Regions from separate parts of the Mus musculus genome. Here region 2 is linked to region 1. The links are chromatin loops, found by intact Hi-C in ENCODE. Cell type or tissue: heart. All regions are shown on one strand. Each heading gives the region's core, and the rest is flanking DNA. Links, peaks and the distances in the headings are about the cores only.

Region 1 (8,147 bases), core at 1,867-6,866:
TTTGCTCCAAAATGTTTGTCTAGAACCTGGCCCAGCTGGAGCCACAGGGGCTGGGTTTGATGGGTCTTATCCAGCGCTGCATCCTCTGGAGGCCGCATGATGACATTGATGGAAGCGTTGGGCCCAATGCTGTAATCTGAGAGGTATTTGTCATCAGCCAGGAGCTGGCCTCGGAACAGCAGGTGCTGCTGCTCCTCGGGCACCTGTAGGTGCTGAGAAACCAGTTTCTTCAATGTGGCCACACTTTCTTTTCCAGATACCTTCAGGCTGCATCTTCGGCCCAAGAGCAGCTTGACCGTGAGGAACATTGGGGCCAGAGAGGAATCAGGAGGGATCCATGCTCTGGGAGTTGCCCTGAAGGTGTAGGGCCCAATAGGTGACTCTGTCACAGCTCCTAGTAGGGCAAGGGCCCAGCCCACATGGGCAGCCACTAGCTAATGCACAGTGATGTCATAATGCTACAGGAGGGCTCATTTCCAGAACAGAACTTTAGGGACAGCAGAGGGGCATTGTGGACATGAAGCAGCTTTCCTTCCTGAGAAAAGAGGGAAGGAGGACAGAGTTGGGGGAGAGTGGGTGACCAGGAAAGAAAATGTAGGCCTAGGAGAAATGAAAGCTGGAACAGAGAAAGAGAACAGGGAAAGGCACTATCCCAACAGCATGGCCGCTGGTTCTTTCAGCACATGCCTTGAGTACTTTTCCTGCTCTCTTGGTGTCAGCCAGAGAAATCACGGAGCCCCCAGGAACACCAGCACGGAAAGCTAGGACAGAGCCACTAATGGTGTCTGCCTTGAATCTGTAGCCTCAATCCACACATCCTACAAGGTGCTTTGATGATGCCTTCCTTGCAGGAGGAGAATGTGTAAGCTCCTTTAATCCTATAGCAAGAGGCGCATAGCTGTATCTTTAGGGTGGCCCACCTTGCCTCCTAAAACATCTCTGTATCTTCCTCAGGCAGGCTCTGGGCAGACTCTGGGGTCAGAGGTGCACAAGAAACAGGATATTTTTTGGGCATTTGAGTGTCGCGTTTGGCAGGCTTCAACTGCAACACATTGTTGATCTTGGCCCAAACCCTTGTCAGGTGGAGTAAGCCCAAAAGGATGGTACTTTCTTGGTTGAGAAGCAAGTAGCCCTAGAAGAGTTAACAACCCTAGTAGATAAGCTGACTGCATTGGAGACTCCCTCAGTTCTTCCTAGCACCCAAATCCTCCTTTCCCTTCATCCTTTCCTCCCTCTATCTCTGCCTGACTTCTCCTTCCCCACAGCCCTGACCCTACAGAGGATGACAATGTTGACAATAAGCACTGCTTTCCTGAGCCTGCCCATCCACAGTACCCTACTCCAACCCTGTCCCATGCTTGCTCAACTTTCACTCCTGTCTCTTTGGCATCTAACAGCAGCTGAAAGAAAAGCCCATGGGTGTGTGGACTATCACCATACATACCTGTTCTCCCATGGGAGTGCAGACTGTCACTATACCTATTCTCTCATGGGTGCTCAGATTGTCACTATACCTATTCTCCCATGGGAACGTAGACTGTCACTACACCTATTCTCCCACTCCTGTATTCTCACTCTTGGCAGATGACCCAGACTGTGTTTCACAGCACTCACCAGTCAGGAATCCCAGACACTGAGCCTCATGTTAACCTCCCAGAGTTGAGCTCTTCCTTGGTCCCCACTGGCCTTCCTGGCCTAGGCCTTTGTTTATCACCCACTCTCATTGCACCCCCACTTTTCACCCTTTACTCCAAACATGAGAACCTGCCTTTGTTCCTGCTTGCTTCCTCATTTGAACACTACCAACTCATCCTGCAAACCCTGCCTGCCTTAAAAATCACCTCCTCCGTGAGGCCTTCTCTGCTTTTCCCCAGACTTTGACAAAGGTAATCCTACATGCCTCTGTGCAGCCATTTTTTTTTCTAGTGCATCCAGCATATGCACCCCAGTCCCTCCCTCTGATGCTCAAAGGCAGGGTCTGAGTCTCATCCACTGTGGTACCCATGCCTTCAGCACACTGAGTTTTATATACAGATAGCCCTGAACACACATTTGTTAGTAGAAAAGACCTGATTTAGACACGTAAGCCACACAGGATCATGCAGGACCCAAATACATAAGCTGTGGAAAGACATAACCCTGCCTGCAGCCTCTCCTTCACCCTCCCCCTCCCCCTAGAAAGATGAAAATCCAAAATTATATAGAAAATAAAGCAGAACGTGATATCAGGATTTACCAAAGGCTCCTCTGTAACACTTATTTAAATAGCCAGTTCCCCTGGTGGATGTAAAATGAATCTAAATTTGCAAGTGTACACACAGTGTGGGTAGGGCTGTGGCCATGACTGACAGGCAGGCATCTGTGCAGATGAAGGGAGTAAGTAAGGTTTCTGAAGGGCCATTTAAGAGTCCTCAGTCCCTTGAGAGGACCCCATGATGAACAAATCATTGGATAGACAGGATTGGAGTCATCCTACGGTAGATGCCCCAGCAGAACTAACCCACAAAGGCTTTCTGGAGGGCGCAATCTGAGTGAACGTTACAGGGGACAGAGGAAGGTGAGGTGTAGTCTGTCCCAGGCTTGGGGGTTCTGGAGGAAGCAAGGGAGCTTGGAGCATGGAGGCTGGGAGCACGGAGGAAGAAGATATCATCAGTCATCTGCATCTAGACCCTCCTCTGAAGGCCCATTTATCCAGGCTTGAGCTGCCACAGACATGAGAAGTCTCTGGAGATGGCCACTTGGGTCGAGCTCCCCAGACTGTAAGCACATGGAAGCCATAACACAGGCTCAGTTCTCCATAGCCTGTGACTATGTGTAGGCAGGTGCACCTATGACAGAGACTTAAGAGCCATGAGAACAGTAACAACTGAATTATCAATGTCTCCCGCAACTGCTGAGAGAAATGGTCACTACTCAACCCCTGGAGTCTCTAGCCCCTCCTAAAGGGGACAGAAGAAACACCTGTCTGGGTACTGGAATCCCATTTGGAGCTAGGAAATATTCCCCTCCCCCCCATGTAACTGCTTGTCTTAATTATGCAATTAACATGATAAAATATAATTGTGTAATCAAAGCACACAATCAGACGATTGTCATAATTAGAGGGGAAGATGTTCTGAAATGAGTGGGTTTGATGACTTGGGAAAGAAATGAATGTGCTCAGAGAATATGGATGGTCATGGGTTCAGATCTCTCTCACGAACACTGCAAAAGCTACTGGCATCACTGGAGACCAGTGCAATGTCTGAGGGGCAGATAGGATGGGAGAGTCTCCCAGTGCTCCTGCGTGGGCTAACTGAACCTTGGTAATCATAAAATTAGACCTGTTGTCCACCTGCTGGCCTGGGGCCTGCCTTTAATGGGTTAATCCTCAGATCCCATTTTTCACCGGTAGATGATAGGAGTTAGGATCACTTCCCAGCATCTTTCTGAAGCTAAGGTGCGAACCCACAGCATCTGACCTGCAGAGATATTAAATGTGGCATTCAACTCACTACCAGAAATCGGAGTTCCTATTGTCACTCCTGTAACAGTGAGAAAGACCCCACGGTACTTGAAAGCATGCCCACAGTGACTCCCAGTCTGCTCCTACCTGTATAGTCTTCTGCAGGCTGGTCCTAGCTCATAGGGGAAGATGGGGTGAGCAGGCAAGTTAGTGACAGCTGAGGGGCTCCAGAGTGCAGGAAACTCAGGGTTGCCTCCTCTCTCGTTCTGTATGAAGGCTTATCAGGGAAATAAGTTATGATCTCTGTCCACCTGACCACCACCACCACCACCACCACCACCACCGGAGCGCAATGAAGTGTTGTTATTTTACCTGAGTGATGTCAGCTCAGCCTTGAAGGGGATGCCAAGGATGAGGGAGGAGGTGGAAGTCAAGGCAAGACCTAGAAACAGCCAGAAGCAAGAAGGAAGAGGACAGGTATAAAAAGCCTGCAGAGGAAATATTTAGCCAGGGGAGACCCAGGGAATGGGCTAGGGAGGGGCACCAGGGAAGGGGATAAAAAGAGGAGAGGGGAAGAGAGATGAGAGAGATGCAGGGGCAGGCAGAAGCAGTTCACGTGAAGTACAAAGCACGCAGGCGGGCTGCTCTTCTGAGAACGCCATCCTCTTCCCCTCTCCTCCAAGTGGAAAACGTTCATGATTGTCAGAGAAAGTGGGGTCCACCTGGGAAGCTATTTATCCCAGGGTAGAGCTGAGAGTGTACTTCTTTCACTCCAGGCACTTCCTGCCTCCTCCAGCTCAGGGAACCTTAGCACTCAGAAGCTCCACCCACGTGTAAGGCCCAGGAGAGCCCAGTGCTACTAAGTCCTCCAAGACCCACCCTCAGACCTACCCTGCGCTGTCCTCTGTAGCTGTCTAGCTGTCACTAGGAGAGGTTCCTTGAGGCTGCTCTGCACTCCAGCCTAGGTCTGTATTAGGACAGGCAGCTCTTCAGGGGACTCTGTGAGCAAGGGGACTATGGCAGATCTTATGAGAGAGACTACAGGAGCCCAGAGGGGCACAGATGGGAGAGATCAGGGAAAAGCCAAACTTCTGGTGGCAATGAGCAGCTTGGTGTCTGTCCAGACCTCCATTCTCACACCTAACCACCTTAGTCCTGCCCCATGCTGCTGTCCCAGAGCCCCAGAGAAGTCAGAGGCCTGCCTGCAACCTGCTGGTGCAGCCCAGAAGCCTGGTCGCAGAGCCCAACACAACTCCTACCTTGTGACATCTGGCTGTGGCCACTAGATGTCACTGGTGACCTCCCTGGCCAGCCCTGGTGGCCATGACCAACCATGCTGTTGTGAAGTCTTGGCACACAGGACTGGACCTCGGGTACAGAGCTTTATCCTGACATGAACCCCACCTCTCACAGACTGTCCAGCCCTTGTCAGTCACGGCTGGGGTATAGACACAAGGGCCCACACTGAATAGGGTTCTGGGCCAGGAAGAAGAGGTCAGCCAGGCACATATTTTGAGGGAACACATAAGTCTGACTCTTCAGGACCTAAATTATCGCCAGGGAAAGGAAGCTGCTACTAACAGCAGAGGGTGTAGGGTGTGCAAATCAGATGACTTTTTTGAAAGAGGCCTCGGAAAGAGCTGAAGAAGTCAAAGAGGCAACAAGAACATCCCGGCTGAGAGCCCAACCTGGACAAGGCCGTGTTGAAGAGTGTGGAACCTGAATGGCTGAAATGAATGCTTCCCTACCTCCAAGGTGACTCTTCATGTGAAGATTATGTCATCAGCCACAGTGGCAGGAATTCTCTGCCCTGAAGCTTTGTGGATGAAATGTGATAAAGTAAACTCAAGAGTAAAGAAGATGCCCATAGAACTAACGGGGTGCCCACCCCTCTCCACCCCCCCCCCAACATCCAGATCCAGGATCATAGATTGAGCAACTGCGGGCTTGAGCTCATCTCTAGAATTTGCAGTTGGTTTAGATAAGAGCAACTCATTAAGGTCTGACAGTGGGTCGGTGGCCAGGGAATAGATAGCCTGGCTAAACCCAGGCTGAGTTCCCAAGCTCGCTGGCTACCTGGTAGGATGGCTGCTGTCCATCAGATGTCAGGCTCAGCTGGGATGGGAACATCTACAGTCGTAACCTTGGGGTTAGCAAGCTGAGTGGGAGAGGCAGACAAGGCAACCCTGAGTTGCTTCCCTGCTGGTTTATACCCAGGTGAGAAGGCTGAGTGTCTCTCCAGGCCAGATGCCTCTGGGTCTGGACTGAGTTTGTGTGATGAACATGGGGTTTCCAGACCTGAGACCCCACTCCCTACTTCCTGCTGGGTCAAGGCTAGGTTCTTGGCTTGACCGGGAGCCAGTAGCTCATGAATGATAGAAATCCCAGGGTCTGGATGCTCCAGGTGACAGAATCTCCTGATCTGTCCCAAACCATTATGTATCCTCCCACTTGACACCCTCTCCCAATCTCCCTGCAAGGGCAGCAGGAGTGAACACAACATTCAGGGCTACAACTAGGGGGCCATTTCTGATAACGGTGCTAAGAGTGCTGAGTTCTCTCAGCAATAAAGAGAGCCAACCTTCATCCATGAAGATGCTGAGTTAGCAAGGAACGGGGAGATAGATGAGATAACTCGACAACACCGAACCTTGAGAAGCAGATGAGTGGAGAAGTCTTAGTAGGATATAGGCAGGAATACTGGATAAACAGTCCCTGCCCTTTTATACAGAGGGATGCACACAATGGGTAAAGAGCATTTAATGTGTGCTCATTGCGTGCTCTGATTATATGAAGAGGTGATGGGGTGGTCCTACTGTAACCAAGACTGGGACCCTGAATTATACTGTCACAGGTTGTTAGAGAAAAGGGGAGAGCTAAAAGAGTAAGAGACTGGGGCCCAGGAAGGTGCCCTGCTAATTGTCAGCCTAGTGGGGAAGGGTTTCCATAACCAGGACCCCTGGAGAGAATGCCAACAGGAGAGAAGCTGGCCCTAAGCCCAAAGAAGTGAGTCAGGACGGCCATAGGGAGTCACATGTGAAGAGTGGTCCCTAAGGCCCCAGCCAAGTTTCTGGGCCCCAGATGAAAAGTGAACCATTCGTTCCCCCTGGAGGGGAGTAGTCAGTCACCCTGTAAAAGTTTATTTTTATACATGTCTGATCTATTTCACATCCGCTCAGATATTTTGACACATATACAGGAAATGTAACTCTCCCCCCATATGGCAGTGTTTGGTTGACCAGACCTGAGGAAACTCAATAGCGTCGCAGAGGAGCAGAGGAGAACAGCAGCTTCGGAGAAGAATGCCAGAGGCCTGAGGCCCTGTGACCACCTCGGGCCAGGAGACCAGGAAGAGGGATCACGGGGAGGTCAATGTGGGAATCCTCCTGTCTGAGAACAGAGCTAAGGACCCCAGGTTCCTGAGAGTGGTTATGGTTGCTGCTTCCTTGAATGGATGGACAGAGGATGGAGTGAGTCTCCCAGCAGGCAGCGAGAACCAGCGGAGAAATGAGGTGTGTGATAGACCAGGCAGGTCTCAGAGACCAAAGTCACTGTGTGCCCTCTGACACCAGCTAATTGAGCTGAATAGTGTCTCTCACACTAAGAGTCAGGAAGATGGACAGAAACAGGGCAATCGCTAGCTTGATGCCTGTCTTCAGAGCAGCAGTGAGTGGCAGCTGCTTCCCTCATTCCTATACACAGGCACCTGTGAGCCGAGTCGTGAACTGATGTTTCAACGGGCCCTTAAATGTGTTAGCACATAGTGCTGTGGAAGAGCGAAGAACAGCACCTTCCTTCTTCCACGTGAGTCAGGGAGGGACTCTTTTCCCAGTTCCCACGGGCTGAGGCCACTCCTGCCAGAGAGAAAAAGATGGCATGGCTCACTGTTGTAAGAGGGGAGAGAATAACTCGTTGACCTTGAGGCTTCTGCTGTAGGTTTAAATTCACAAATATCACATTCCTGTTGGGTGCTATAGGAAGGCAGCCTGACAGTCTCTTACTCATAAGTTGTGATGGAGCTGACCCTCCCAGGAGTGCCTCAGTGCTGGCATTTGATGCTGAGAATGGGTAGGGGCCATGAAATGGTATCTCCCGTGAAGCATCGGCTCACAGTGCAGTCTGTGCACTTCCCACTCTGTCCTGTGAGCTCTGCCCATGTCTTGGGTCTCCTTCCCTGTGGCTGTGGATGCCACTGACCTGGATTCATCTCATTGCCTTGGTCAGCAACACTGCCCCTCCTGGGTGGGGATGGGGGTTACAGGCTGGTTCAGGATCTCAAGGTATGGAGTCCCTGCCTGAAGTGAAATGTGACTGCCAGAAGTTCCTAGGTCCTCCCTTCCTGCCCTTCCCTCTGGAAGTCAGTATGTCAGTGGATGAAGGCTGCACTTGGCTTCATCACCTCCTGCACCCCCCCCCCCACCTCCCGTAAATCCTGGCGACACAACAGGAAGGCCCTTTAACTAGCACATAAAAGTGCTTTGGGCTTTCAAAGGCCCCTGCTCTGTGTTTACAGGGGGCCCAAGATTTTTATGGGCCATTTCCAGTCCTCCTTCCCTGACCCACTGATGCATCTCTGGGGCGGGGATAGTCACAACCCAAGCCACGTGACCATTGGGCACAGAAGGAAGAAGAGGCCTTTCCAGCCTGGAAGACAGTGAGGACCAAGTAGGCTGAGCATCCACTCATCCTACGGCCTGGGCAG
Region 2 (8,147 bases), core at 1,840-6,839, 120 kb after region 1:
ATTAACATTAAAGCCTTTCCTCTTTAACTATCTCTTCTGTTGAATGATGACGTTGTCTCAGTCCTCTCTAAATGTTTTCCTCAGTTCCCTTTCTAAGACTCATAAGCTTCTGTGACTGTGTCTGCACACAGGAAAGTCAGAGAGGCCAACCTCAGTTCATCTCAGGTGCCACAGGTCATCCCCAGACCCGGAGCTCACTGATTAGGCTAGGACAGGCAGCTGGTCAGCCAGTTAATCTAGAAATCTGCTTGTTTTACCAGTACTGGGATTGCAAGAATGTATCCCCCTCCCCACCTAGCTTTTATTTTTCTTTTTATCATTATTATTTAATTGGCTATCTTCTTTATTTACATTTCAAATGTTTTTCCAGGTCTCCCCTTCGGAAACACCCTATCCCATCCCCCCCTACCCACCCATCCACTCCTGTCTTCCCACCCTGGCACTCCCCTACACTGGGGCATTGAACACCCTCAGGCCCAAGGGCCTCTCCTCCCACTGATGTCCAACAAGGCCATCCTCTGCCACATATGCGGCCAGTGCCATGAGTCCCTCCATGTGTATTCTTTGGTTGCCCACCCAGCTTTTTAAGTGGCTCGAACTCAGGTCCTTATGCCTGCAGAGTAAGTACTTTACTGAGTCATCTCAGCCTCTAAACACCTTTCTAGTTATTTCTTAATACCTTCTCTGTGGCTGAGATAGGCACAATTTAACCAGAACAAAGACTTGACTTACTACAGATGGCTAAGACAGGAGGGTAGGGAAACAGCTGGAGTCACATTACAATAGTTTATATCTTCCCATTCCAGAAATTAACAGGGAAAGGCATATTAACATAAAGGGTAATCTTATAAATAAAAGGAGACAAAAATATAAATTTTATTGTCATAATTCAAGCTGTTTTAGCAACAAAAAGAAAAACATGGGTGGAAGGGTATGTTTTATGCAAATAACTTATGTTTAAAAGTAAATTTCTTTTTACATGCCAGTTCTGAAAGCAAAAATACCACTGATTCTCCCCCCCTTGCAAATGTGGATATAGGAACTTCCCAGTGCCACTAACTAGGCAATGATCACAGACCACACAGAAAACAGCCTGGGAAAGAACATCTTAACAAAAGCATCCTCAGCTGCAAGTCTTGCTGGGAATGATTCTCACATTCTAAGTATTAGTGAAGAGCACCCGTGAATAAGACGGGACAGAGGGGACATCAAAGTCATACCTACCTGAACTGTAGCTGTCTGTGGAGGATTGTGAGATGGAACGAGACAAAGATCTCCGGCCAGTCTTAGTAGGGAATTTGGTGAACTCTTGCATGTCATCAGCAAACTGGATTTGCTACAAGAGAAAGGGTAAGAAGCTGAAAACTTAGTACACGGGAATTGTATGGATCTTATTTATCATGTGCAGGTACCCGAGGCACACAAGAAGTCAGAGGGCAAACTGTGGGAGTCTGCTCTCTCTTCACCACGTGAGTCCTGGAGATAGAACTTAGTTGTCAGCCTTGGAGGCAGGCATCTTCACCCTTGGAACCATCTTGCTGTACGAAAACTTTTCCTTTTCCAAATCCATACACTAACTTTCCTAAAATTCGGCGTCACCATGTGGTTCTTACTGTGGCAGTAACTCTCATCTGAAGGGCGGGGAAGAGGCTGCTTTCTGAACTCTGTTACAACTATTGTCTTGGGCTAGCTCAGCAGTTAAGAGCACTCACTGATCTCCCAGAGGTCCTGAGTTCAATTCCCAGTAACCACATGGTAGCTCACAACCATCTATAATGGAATCTGATATGTCCTTCTGGTATGTCTGAAGACAGAGACAGTGTACTCATATAAATAAAATAAATCTTTAAAAAAAAAAAAAACCAACCCTACTGTCTCTTTCCAGTTATTTTAGGAAGATCTAGGCTGGGGGTGGGGGGGAGAGAAGGAGGTAGAAGACAATTCTGAAAAGCCATTTATTTTAGTAACTATCCAATTTTACTAAATTTTCTTCATCTCATTAAGTTTCTCCCTTCCCTTTTATCTAACTTTTACACACTAACACTAAACTCTTTATCCTTTCACCCAATTCTATCAGAAAGCAGATATAATCTCACATCTGGTTCTCCTGTAGCATATTCTTCCTCTGAATCTGGCCATGGCTTTGCTTTTGAATGGTATGTCTAGTAATCGCTAAACACATTACAGCCAGCTATGTCGTCTCTAATTCATAAAACCAATGTAGTATCCCTAGAGTTCTGTAGCACCAGTAAAAAATTTAAAAATCAGAGTGTACGGATGAAAGAGAAGTTTTAAAACGAACACCAAATTCTCCATTAATTACATCCTAACTAATCAGGATGAATCTAAAAGAAGAAAATTTGACAAGTTTTAAAGGTCTTTGTAGGTAGAATAAATTATTTTTTAGGTAGAACTAGTTATTTGCAGTTTTATATTTGCAGAATATATATTTTTTTAATGACAAGATCTTTTAAAAGACTTAGGCTAGGGGCTGGTGAGATGGCTCAGTGGTTAAGAGCACTGACTGCTCTTCTGAAAGTCCGGAGTTCAAATCCCAGCAACCACATGGTGGCTCACAACCATCCGTAACGAAATCTGATGCCCTCTTCTGGAGTATCTGAGGACAGCTACAGTGTACTTACATATAATAAATAAATAAATCTTAAAAAAAAAAAAAAAAGACCTAGGCTAGCTCAGAACTCACAATTCTCCTGTATCAGCCCATTAGAACTTGAGTGTTAGGGCTATATGTATGTGTCACCATATCTACATGGTAGAATATTTGGACCACTGGCTTTAATAAATTGAAAATAGTTTGTAATCAGTATTATTTATAAACAAAGTAATATGTAAAAATATGGAATTATATGGCTTAAACCAGTGGTTCTGAGCCTTCCTACTGTTTAGACCCTATAATATAGTTCCTCATTTGTGGTGACCCCCAAGCATAAAATTATAAAATTATACCGTTATGTAAGTAATTTTGGAGACAGAAGTTTGGCAAATGGGTCTCAATGCACAGGTTGAGAATCACTGAACTCTCACATGAATTCTGATGACCTCTTTCTACAAAATTTGAAATAAAACCCACATTCCTGAAAAAGAGTATAAATTGAGAACCTGGATTCAGACTCAGAGCTCTGAAAAGGTTCCTATGGAGAAACTATTAAATTATGTTGTTAGCAAATAGTATCAATGAAACTGTATACTATCATAGGTGAAAAGTTTTTCTGCATAATACAAATGACCCAGTCATCAACACTTTCAAGCTAGAAAAGAGGAAACCAGAAACTGGGGTAATAGTTCAGTGGTTAAAAGCACTGGATGCTTTCCCAGAGGACCTGAGTTCTATCCCCAGCCCCAATATGGCAGCTCACAACTGTCTATAACTTGAGCCTAAGATGACCCGACTCCCTTCTCTTAAGGTATTGAACTCATGCTGTGCACAAACATGCAGACAGGCAAATCATCCATATACACAAAATGACACATTTTAAAAAGTAGACTCTACATTAGCTACAGCTGTACAATCCTCCTCTCCCAACACATACAGTCTCTGCTGGGGTGACACTGCAGCCTAAGAACCAAGCTTTGGTTTGTAGCTCTGGAATCAATCGGCAGTTAGAATGAACAAATGAAAAACAGAACTGGTAGGACTCTACAGTCATAAAGTAGCAAACAAGGGGACACTGGCTTGTCCTGAACTTCCTATTCAGCATGGTTCCCACTAAGCACAAACGCAGAGGACAGAATCAAATAGATCAGAGACAGAAACCTGCGTGTTTACAACTCATCTCGGTTCACCATCTAACTGTGGAAGTTCTTCTTCAGGCAACTCTGACACAGAAAGGGAGAGCCTGTTTTATTAAGTCTGAAAACAGACACTGAAGACATAAAGAAGAACTACATACCCCCAGAGCAGGTCAGGGCCTCACACATGCAGGAAGGTATTTAATAAACATCTGCAGAATAAGTAAACCTTTAAAACTCTTTTCTCGTACAATATTAAGTCAAGCTTCAAAGACAATTACAACCCAAGCTGAGCCACATATATCATTTCAGAATATGATTAACAAATATCATCATAAAGCCCAAGATATTTTACTTTAAATGTTAAAAATTTAATTTTAAGTACTTCAAATGCATAGCTGCATTCAAAAAGAAAAACAAACAAAAACTAAATCCTTCTAAATAGGATTTCCAATTACACTTTCACTTCTTCAATAGGCAAGATGTAAATCAAGGAGAGATGACCAAAGCAACGAATTCCAACCTAATATGCAGTTACTTTGGCAGTGAAAAAAATATAGTCAAGAGTTCCTTAGTGGCTGTAACAGCTCCAGAGGCAGCACTTCCTCCACAGGGTTCCCTGCTGCTGGCATGGGCAGCCTGTTCGGAAGTGCTCCCTTCTCCTGGCTGTTAGATTCCCTCTCCTCCTCCTCCCCTTCTTCTTCTACTTTTTTTTTCAAAAGGTTCTGGGCATGATTCCAGATACCACCTACGTTGCAGTGAGGTGGGGGAAGGCACTTCAGTAACACTTGCAGATTTTTAGATAAAAAACATAGAGAAGCAGTTGTAGCAAGTTAGAAATATTTCTTCAGCAACCGGAGATTAATAGACATAATCTCTCCTTGTATTAATAAAGCTTATCAGCGGTCTAAAGCTTAGCAAAATCTTTCCCATCTAAAAATAGTAGACTATGGCAAGTAGCTTACTACTATGTGCAGTGCTCCTAACACCCCATCTCTCAAATAATAGATCTTGTCCACATTTGAAGTAGGCAGTGTTAACTCAAGTACTGGCATAGTGGATAGCTGTCTGTAAGGTGGTCCAGCAGCACACAGATGCATGATATCCTTGTCTTCTCTGCTACCCTGAACTACAAGCTGCAGAGTCTCGTCTCACAGCAGCTGCTTCTGAATGCCATGGCTCTGCCCGTTTCCCCCAGGGGTCTAACTCTACAGGTTCTTTCCAGCTAGCAGCTGTTCCTCCCTTGGTGGAAAGAATCTTCGCATGCTGTTCACCTTTATGCTGTAAATAAGGATACTGCTGCCAAAACCAACTTCTGGTTTCTAGTGAAACCAGATCTAATAGCAGCTTTCTGTTTGGGTTAAACTCAGTAGTTAAGTGGAAAAATATGGTCATTTGGATAAAAGAAAACCCAAAGACAATTGCAAAAGCATGGTTTGTATTACTTCTTATTGTTATGATTTCCTCCAACTGTTAGGTTTTCACTGGGGTGCTTTAGCATAAGGTAGTAAGTACAAGGAAGAAAGAAGGAAACATAGACAAAGTACCCCAAGTACAACTCGGCTCCACTCTCAGATTAACAGCATATCTGAGGAAGGATAGGGTACATCGACCATTTTCCATCGAGCACATCCAAACAATGTCTACTTGCTGCATTTGAAGGCCAGTATAGTACATATCAGTATAGTGTGCTATTTTAAAGCACAACTTATGATGGTTGGACTGAGTTCTCTGTAACACTGAGGCCCATTAGGAAAAGCTTGACCTAATAATTTGGGTTCATTATGGTTGGTATAGTGACAGAGTGATCTACAAGATGGTACAGTACTTACCAAGACAAAGGGAACACAGGCAACCCAAAAACGTTATAAACTTCAAAAGAAAAATAACTGTAATTATTTGTTTAATTGATCTTAATACTTTTTACTACCCAAAGTTGAGTTTACTTCTGAAAATATATGATCTACACACACTATAGCTCAGCTGCCCTCCCCTCTTCCCATACCTAATTCAAATTTACCTTCTCTCTATCCAATTAGAGGAAATTAAAATGAAAACCTACTAGAACACTACTATGATCCTATGGATAAGTGACAATGATCAGGACAATATACAACGTGCATTATATTCTTTTAGTCAACATATTCACTTAGCACTAAGTACTTCATCCTATGAAAGATCGATGCAAGAACTAAAGCTCTCTCAAAATCTGTGTATGTACTTCAACTCTCCATGTAATAGTAACAGATGGCTTTGCTGTGAACTTTCACCATTCCTCTAGGAACACGCTGGCTACCATAACACACACAAACACTGAAGTCTATTTGTTGTATCTTTAAAACCCAATTAAATTTCAGGCCAGTTTAAGATGCTATTTTAAAGCAGCTTTTCAAATAGTTTAGTAGACACGATGTCTTGCGTCTATGCCATATCGTTTAATGTGGGTCCTCCAAAAATTAGAGGTTAGGCCAGGCATCTTATTAACTTTGTTATTTCACATACCTATCTAACAGCTTTTAATTTCCTCAGGAAGGTTTTCTCCTAAGGGTGAAGAACTAGACACAAAGGTAAACAGCAAGCACTAGGAAAACAAATCATTAAGAAAGCAAACCTTAGGTGTGCATGGGAAGACCCGTCTTTCTAACCTCTGAGATTAACTGAGGGCCCAGTACCCCTCTTTTGGTTTTCTGAGGCATTTAAAAATATACATATTCTGTCCCATTGCCTTCTGTGCATATTGTGCTCAGAATTCTGCTGTTTAAGAAATTATGGGTAGCATATTTCTTAGGTACCAGCATTGAGCCAAAAAAGACTATCAGAAACTAGAAAATTTAACAAGGACAATTACTAAGATGTATATTAAAACACTGTCTAAGGTTCCTACATCTTTTAAAAATCCCTTCTCCATACATCTTCCAGCTAATTATTCCTTTTAAGACTACTTCCAGCCACTACCTTTCAGAGGATAGAAAAGAGGTCAAACAGTCAGCTACCCTCCCCAATATAGCATCTTTTTTTTCCGTCTTAGCAGAGATCAGTCTGATTCCTATTTTAAATGTATCCCCTCCCCTCCAAAATAACAACAATAAATAGCAATACTGTCAAACAAGAAAAACCGAAGTCTACTATCTTTTACTTCAGTTAGATAAAAATAGTTTCCTAAAGGAGGAATGGAGAGATGGCTCAATTCCTGAGTTCAATTCCTAGCACCCATATGGTGACTCACAACCATCTATAATGGAATCTGATTCTGTTTTGTGGTGTTCATGAAAACATAACACTCAAATACATAAAATAAATAGATAAATAAAAAAGGGAGGGTCTTTTCTTTCCAATAACTTGCCCTCAAACACATACATCAGAGAAGACGAATTGAAAAAGGATCATTTTTGAGCTACAGAGCCAAAGTAGGCCCTTCAGCCTCTTTCATTTCCTGGTACAGAAACATTTTCTAAAACCCAGCAGGTTTTGGCTATTCCATCTTCCCTCTGTCTCAAGTTTCTTAAGTTCTAGTCTCCCCAGATGGGGCCTGAGTTTCCAGGAGGGAGTGGGTGGGCAGGCTGACTAATCACAACACACATATCTTTCCTCCACTCTACCCTTTTGGATGTCACCAATAACACACTACTAGAATCCAATTCCACAGTCAGACAAATTATGCCTTTCAAAATGAGAATCAATGTGATACAGTGTCAAGGCAGGTTAGTGTGAGAAAGAATGAGGTGCAATCAGGCCCATATACTGAGTCACTGAAACTATGAAAGACAATACTTGAAAACTTCCCAAAGCACAAGTGGTATTACCATCAGCCACTACCCCTTTTCTTCAAGAGACAACTCTTCACTGGCTTCTACAGTCTCAACCAAGCAGTTGCCAACCAAAGGTAAAAATAGCAAATGGCTTTTTTTATTCTGTTTTTTTGAAGGTGTTGAAGCAGCACAGAGGTGGCCTCACTAATCTTCTAAAAACCACAATTGGCAACATACTGCAAAGCACAGTCAGACCAACTTTACACTTTCTACTTAGCCTAACTGCCTTCCCCTCAGATCATGCTAGCCTACCCCTCCTAACATGCATCTCCTGGCATCTCAGCACTAGTAACTGTCGACTCTGGTTCCACAAAGCATCTGCATTACTTTAGTAAGGTGTTAGGAAGGACTTGCCACCCTTCTCTCCCAGCACGGCTGCTGGAGCTTTCATTTCCTTAGACTCAACATTCTTTTTGTTGTTGTTTTGTTTTTTTCAAGACAGTTTCTCTGTATAGCCCTGGCTGTCCTGGAACTCACTCTGTAGTCCAGCCGGCTTTGAACTCAGAAATTCGCCTGCCTCTGCCTCCCAAGTGCTGGGATTAAAGGCGTGCGCCACCACACCCGGCTCAGACTTATCATTCTTTTTTT

What was found. A loop is a pair of places that touch in the nucleus more often than their neighbours do. Peaks named below come from ENCODE experiments on the same cell type or tissue, not always from the same donor. Only the 100,000 strongest peaks of a DNase experiment are listed, where the experiment ranks them.
Region 2: a loop joins it to region 1, with 2.6 times the contacts of the local background. A loop is called at or near these places in 2 of 42 quality-filtered maps.

What each region holds. Positions count from the first base shown.
Region 1 is chr3:107,554,635-107,562,781 of GRCm38, forward strand. It overlaps Ubl4b (ubiquitin-like 4B), which reads right to left and starts at 439. Exons shown (of 1, transcript NM_026261.2): 1 at 1-439. The coding sequence starts at 308. In heart, for the core only: a CTCF peak has its summit at 4,732 (motif pointing right); a DNase peak (open chromatin) is centred at 4,797; H3K27me3 peaks cover 2,823 bases.
Region 2 is chr3:107,676,496-107,684,642 of GRCm38, forward strand. It overlaps Ahcyl1 (S-adenosylhomocysteine hydrolase-like 1), which reads right to left. Exons shown (of 17, transcript NM_145542.4): 2 at 1,225-1,336. Gm52629 (a long non-coding RNA gene) reads right to left here and starts at 8,040. Exons shown (of 2, transcript XR_003954676.1): 1 at 4,274-8,040; 2 at 1,794-3,962. In heart, for the core only: no CTCF peak of the experiment used is centred there; DNase peaks (open chromatin) are centred at 4,386 and 4,926; H3K27ac peaks cover 260 bases.